2 separate regions of the Homo sapiens genome follow, and region 1 is linked to region 2. A link is an interaction called in ENCODE POLR2A ChIA-PET data of the cell type or tissue named here. Cell type or tissue: OCI-LY7. All regions are shown on one strand. Links, peaks and the distances in the headings refer to the core of each region. The heading gives the core; the rest is flanking DNA.

Region 1 (2,900 bases), core at 258-2,757, 56 kb before region 2:
GGCTGAGGCGGGCAGATCATGAGGTCAGGAGATCGCGACCATCCTGGCTAACACGGTGAAACCCTGTGGCGTGGTGGCTGAGGCAGGAGAATGGCGTGAACCCCGGAGGCAGAGCTTGCAGTGAGCCGAGATCGCGCCACTGCACTGCAGCCTGGGCGACAGAGCAAGGCTCCGTCTCAAAAAAAAAAAAAAATAGCCTGGGCAACATAGCAGGACCCCATCTCTTTAAAAAATACTAAATTAAAAATTTAAAGCAAAAAAAAAAAAGCAAGCAAGCCTCTGTTCTGCCCTCTCCCCCTCCCCCAGTAGTCTGGATTGAAATCCCAGCTTCACCCCTTCCAAGCTGTGCAACCCTGGGGAAATGCCTCTCTGTGCCTCAGTTCTCCTGTCTGGAAAATGGAGATCTTATTTTCCTGTCCTGAGGGAAAGCCGGGCTATGAGCCATGGCTCAGCACCTAGCATGTAGGAAGCGCTTACTGAGTTAACATAACTTTTTAAAAGATTTTCAAACACATGGCCCAGCACAGTGGCTCATGCCTATAATCCCAGCACTTTGGGAGGCCGAGGTGGGTGGATCACTTGAGGCCAAGAGTTCGAGACCAGCCTGGCCAACACGGTGAAACCCCCATCTCTACTAATTAGCCAGGCATGGTGGCGGGCGCCTGTAATCCCAGCTACTCTAGAGGCTGAGGCATGAGAATAGCTTGAATCCAGGAGGTGGAGGTTGCAGTGAGCTGAGATCGTGCCACTGCACCCCAGCCTGGGCGACAGTGAGACTGTCTAAAAAAAAATGTTTTCAGGTACTTAGCACCCACTCCACAGATTTTTCGTGTCCACCCCTCCTCTGAGCGTCAGCTTCCTGGTCCTTCCAGGGTGTGTGTGTCTTGTTACTGCCAAGTCCTTTGCCCCTGCAGGAGTGCCTATCCCACAGAAGGTGTCCAGCTGGCAGCTGTCCGCACTAACACTCTGCCTCTTTTTCTTACCAGAACGAGAGGAGCTGAAGGCCTTGAGCTGCCTGCGCTGTGGCAAACAGTTCACAGTGGCCTGGAAGCTGCTGCGTCACGCCCAGTGGGACCACGGACTGTCCATCTACCAGACAGAATCAGAGGCCCCGGAGGCCCCGCTCCTGGGCCTGGCCGAGGTGGCTGCAGCCGTGTCGGCAGTGGTGGGGCCAGCAGCTGAGGCCAAGAGCCCCCGTGCAAGTGGCAGCGGCCTCACCCGGCGGAGCCCCACCTGTCCTGTGTGCAAGAAGACCCTCAGCTCCTTCAGCAACCTCAAAGTGCACATGCGCTCACACACAGGCGAGCGGCCCTATGCTTGCGACCAGTGTCCCTACGCCTGCGCCCAGAGCAGCAAGCTCAACCGCCACAAGAAGACCCACCGGCAGGTGCCGCCCCAGAGCCCCCTCATGGCCGACACCAGCCAGGAGCAGGCCTCTGCAGCCCCTCCGGAGCCGGCTGTCCATGCTGCTGCCCCCACCAGCACCCTTCCATGCAGCGGTGGTGAGGGGGCTGGAGCCGCCGCCACAGCAGGTGTCCAGGAACCCGGGGCTCCTGGCAGTGGGGCTCAAGCCGGCCCTGGTGGAGACACTTGGGGAGCCATCACCACGGAACAAAGAACTGACCCTGCAAACAGCCAGAAGGCATCACCCAAAAAGATGCCCAAGTCAGGGGGCAAGAGCCGCGGGCCCGGGGGCAGCTGTGAGTTCTGCGGGAAGCATTTTACCAACAGCAGCAACCTGACGGTGCACCGGCGCTCACACACCGGGGAGCGCCCCTACACCTGTGAGTTCTGCAACTACGCCTGCGCCCAGAGCAGTAAGCTCAACCGCCACCGCCGCATGCACGGCATGACGCCTGGCAGCACCCGCTTCGAGTGCCCCCACTGCCATGTGCCCTTCGGCCTGCGAGCCACCCTGGACAAACACCTGCGGCAGAAGCACCCTGAGGCGGCCGGCGAGGCCTGAGCCCAGGAAAGCCCCCCTCACTGTCCCTGGTACCGCTGCCAACACCCATTGACCTCCTCGTTTTTGCCCGCCTTCTCCAAGTAAATTTTCCCTTTTATTTACACCCGTCTGGACTCTGGCTTTCTTGGGGTGCATGAGGTGGGGCAGGAGGCTTCCCCTCCGTGGGGTGGACGGCTGGACAGACCGGTTTGGAGTGAGGGGGTGAGGGAACGGCCAGCCCCCAGTGCCTGGGGCGCAGCAGGACTGGCACAGAAAGCTGCGCTCCCAGTTCCTAGTGCGGGCGAGGCCAGGGCAGGGGCTGAGGCGAGGGCGGGGAGAGGCCCGGACCTGTCGCCAGAGGCCCTGGGCAAAGGGGCCCATGTGGGACATGCTGGGCCGACACCCTATGTCCACATCTGCGGGCAGGTCTGGGCCCTCTCCCTTGGGACTGTGCCCTGGCCTCCTGAGCAGGCCTCACTGAGCCATGGCAGGTTCTGATGAACAGGGGCCTGCCACTTAGCCATCAGATGGGGGCAAGATGTCCCACACAGGCAGCACTGGCATCTGGCCTGTAAACCCAAGCGCCCTCCCAGCTGGCTCTGCTGGCCCATGGGCCCTGGGGTGGGAGAGCCCTGCACCAACCACACAGATGACACTGAGACAGGTGACGGGAATTAAATAACTTTTGACTTTATTTCACTAGAGATAAAACCAGCAGCATCACAGCTTGAGCCCCTTACCCACCCCCTTGTCCTCCCCACCCCCCACTCTTCTGCCTAATGTCGGTAATGGGGGCTTCGGGATCGGGACCTTGAGCGCCTGGAAAGAGAAAGGGAGGGGCCGTGAGGATGGGGCATACACACATCAACACACCTGGGGCCGTGGATGCTTCAGTGATCGGGGCACTTGTCTGTGGAGGGAAGGATGTTCCCCAAGGGATGAGACCAGCCCCTCC
Region 2 (2,900 bases), core at 127-2,626:
ATTGCACTCCAGCCTGGGCAACAAGAGCAAAACTCTGTCTCAAAAAAAAAAAAAAAGGAATAATAACAAATTCATCAAAATGTATACATTAAGTATGTGCAATTTTTCTTACATCAATTATACCTCAATAAAACTTAAAAAGAAAAACTAGACAGGAAAAAACTAAAACTTTTTTTTCCAAGTAAAAGATTAGGAAAAACTTGGAGCCCACAATTAAAATTATAAGACATCACATTATTTCGGATTTCCAGAATTGTTTTTTTTTTTTTTAGACAGATTCTCTCTGTTGCCCAGGCTGGAGTGCAGTGGTGCGATCCCAGCCTCCAGGGCCTCGAACTCCTAACCTCAGGTGGTCCGCCCACCTCGGCCTCCCCAGATTTTTCTTTTTTAAAAAAGGAAGATATAGCAAGTGAAGCCAGAATTTTTGCTCAGCAGCCACAGGCAGCAGCAAATAAAAACCAGCCCCGTTAGGCAGGGCCAGTCCCACTTGGCAGCTTTGAGTCACTGGCTCAGCCCTGCTGGCATTAAATACCTTCTGAAGCCTGCTCTGAACTTCTAAAGCCCAAGCCTATAAAATACCATTAACCATTGGTCTCAGTGGGGGAGTGCTGCCCCCTAGGGGAAAAATGGGATTTGGGGGGTGGCTGGTTGACACTGATGTGGACCCTACCGCAAGTAGACAGGACCAGTTATGCTGGACAGTTTATAATACCAGGGACAGTCCCGCACAGCCATCCCACAGCCAGCAAGCCTTCTGAACATCCTGCCAAAGATTCGAGTCAATAAGAAACCTGTTTAAAATGACCAGATCCCAGAAACTTGCTCTATTGTTGCTGAGTGGATTTGTTTGTTTGTTTGTTTGTTTGTTTTTAAGACAGGATCTCGCACAGGCTGGAGTGCAATGGCACGATCTCAGCTCACTGCAACCTCCGCCTCCCAGACTCAAGCAATACTTCCACTTTAGTCTCCCAAACATCTGGGCTTACAGGCATGCATCACACCTGGCCCTTGCTCTGTTTGACACCAATAATATTCTTTCCCATAATTGTTTTTCCTTTTTCTTTTTTGAGACGAGGTCTAACTCTGTCACCCAGGCTGGAGTTTCCCATAACTGTAATACCCACTGAATTTTCAAAGATTGCAACCAGCACACTAATTGTTTAGACCAAGAGTTGTTCGCCACTTTGGAAAATCCCCTCACCAACCGCAACCCTGCACGTGTGACATATAAGTCACTAAGTCTGCGCAGCTGGGTCAGGCTGCATTTGTGGCCACGGCATTAACAAGGAGCCTATATATAGTCACAAACAACTGCCACCTTCCTCATATATCCTGTGGGGCGTTTACATATTGAAATAAATGTGATTATATATGCTGTATTAATTTCCTTTTCTTTCTCTTTTATACTACAGTTTGGTGTAAAATATGGAGTTTTGGCCAGGCACGGTGGCTCACGCCTGTAATCCCAGCACTGTGGGAGGCTGAGGCAGGCAGATCACTTGAGGTCAGGAGTTCGAGACCAGCCTGGCCAACATGGTGAAACCCCGTCTCTACTAAAAACACAAAAATTAGCCGGGCCTGCTGGCAGGTGCCTGTAATCTCAGCTACCCGGGAGGCTGAGGCAGGAGAATCACTTGAACTCAGGAGGCGGAGGTTGCATGCCACTGCACTCCAGCCTGGGTGACAGAGCGAGACTGCATCTCAAAAAAAAAATAATAATAAAATAAAATAAAATATGGACTTTGGGAGTGACTGTGAATAGAGGTAGGTAATATTGTCTACAAATCTCACTGGGTCAGATAGGGTTAAAACCATTCATTTAACCAGCTCCCCGCTGTAATAGTAGGAGATTCTGAAAAGCTTAGAGTCAACAGTCTCGGACTCATGCAGACTCCAGGGCTGAAAGCTTTTCATCCTTGAGATGTCAGTTGGGACTGTGGAAAAAACATTAGACTTTAGTTGTTTCTTTTTTCTTTTTTTTTTTTGAGATAGCATCTTTCTCTGTCACCCAGACTGGAGTGCAGTGGTGTGACCATGGCTCACTGCAGCCTCCACTTCCCAGGCTCAAGCAATCCTCCCCATTCAGCCTCCCATGGTGCTGGGACCCCAGGCGCATGCCACCACGCCTGGCTAATTTTTTTATTTTTATAGAGACGGGCATCTTGCCATGTCACCTGGGCTGGTCTTGAACTCCTGGCCTCAAGTGATCCTCCTGCCTTAGTCTCCCAAGGTGCTGGGATCACAGGCATGAGCCACCATGCCTGGCCCATTAGGCTTTAGAATAAGTCCGACCTGGCACCAAATCCAGGCTCTACCACTGGCCATCTACAAGATAAACCTCTCGGGTCTTACTGTCTTTATGTGTAAAATAGGTATGCAAAGTACCTGGTACATGGAAGCACTCAGTAAATGGCGGTAATTACAATAGTAAACTTGCTGTGTGCCCTGTGCAGGTAACTGCCCCTCTTTTAACCTCAGTTTCCTACTCTGAAGATGGGGATAAACATCCTGAATCCAAGCCAGGCATGCTGGCTCATGCCTGTAATCCCAGCACTTTGGGAGGCCGAGGCAGGTGGATTACCTGAGGGCAGGAGTTTGACATCAGCCTGGCCAATGTGGTGAAACCCTGTCTCTACTAAAAATACAAAAATTAGCTGGGCATGGTGGTGCACACCTGTAATCCCAGCTACTTGGGAGGCTAAGACAGGAGAATCGCTTGAACCCAGGAGGCGGAAGTTGCAGTGAGCTGAGATCACACCACTGCACTCCAGCCTGGGCAACAGAGCAAGACTCCGTCTCAAAAAAAAAAAAAAAAATCCTGAATCCAGATTTGGAGACAGGTCATTCCCTATGGTTAGGCATTTACCATTCTAAATCTTGGAAATCAAAACCAACTCTGG

The links. Peaks named below come from ENCODE experiments on the same cell type or tissue, not always from the same donor. Only the 100,000 strongest peaks of a DNase experiment are listed, where the experiment ranks them.
Region 1: POLR2A ChIA-PET joins it to region 2 with 7 read pairs; 12 of 35 experiments call an interaction of 5 or more read pairs at or near these places.

What each region holds. Positions count from the first base shown.
Region 1 is chr19:45,070,667-45,073,566 of GRCh38, reverse strand. CLASRP (CLK4 associating serine/arginine rich protein) reads right to left here. Exons shown (of 21, transcript NM_007056.3): 21 at 2,611-2,764. The coding sequence ends at 2,722. ZNF296 (zinc finger protein 296) reads left to right here. Exons shown (of 3, transcript NM_145288.3): 3 at 987-2,067. The coding sequence ends at 1,966. Among named protein-coding and RNA genes, the nearest start is that of ZNF296, 4.4 kb to the left of the region's middle. In OCI-LY7, for the core only: CTCF peaks have their summits at 1,177 and 1,377; DNase peaks (open chromatin) are centred at 1,356 and 1,786; H3K4me3 peaks cover 2,326 bases; H3K27ac peaks cover 2,500 bases.
Region 2 is chr19:45,014,820-45,017,719 of GRCh38, reverse strand. The region is part of intron 4 of RELB (RELB proto-oncogene, NF-kB subunit); the gene reads right to left. Among named protein-coding and RNA genes, the nearest start is that of RELB, 15 kb to the right of the region's middle. RefSeq lists a silencer at 496-705. In OCI-LY7, for the core only: CTCF peaks have their summits at 430 and 632 (motif pointing left); DNase peaks (open chromatin) are centred at 579, 1,249, 1,589 and 1,879; H3K4me3 peaks cover 1,754 bases; H3K27ac peaks cover 2,500 bases.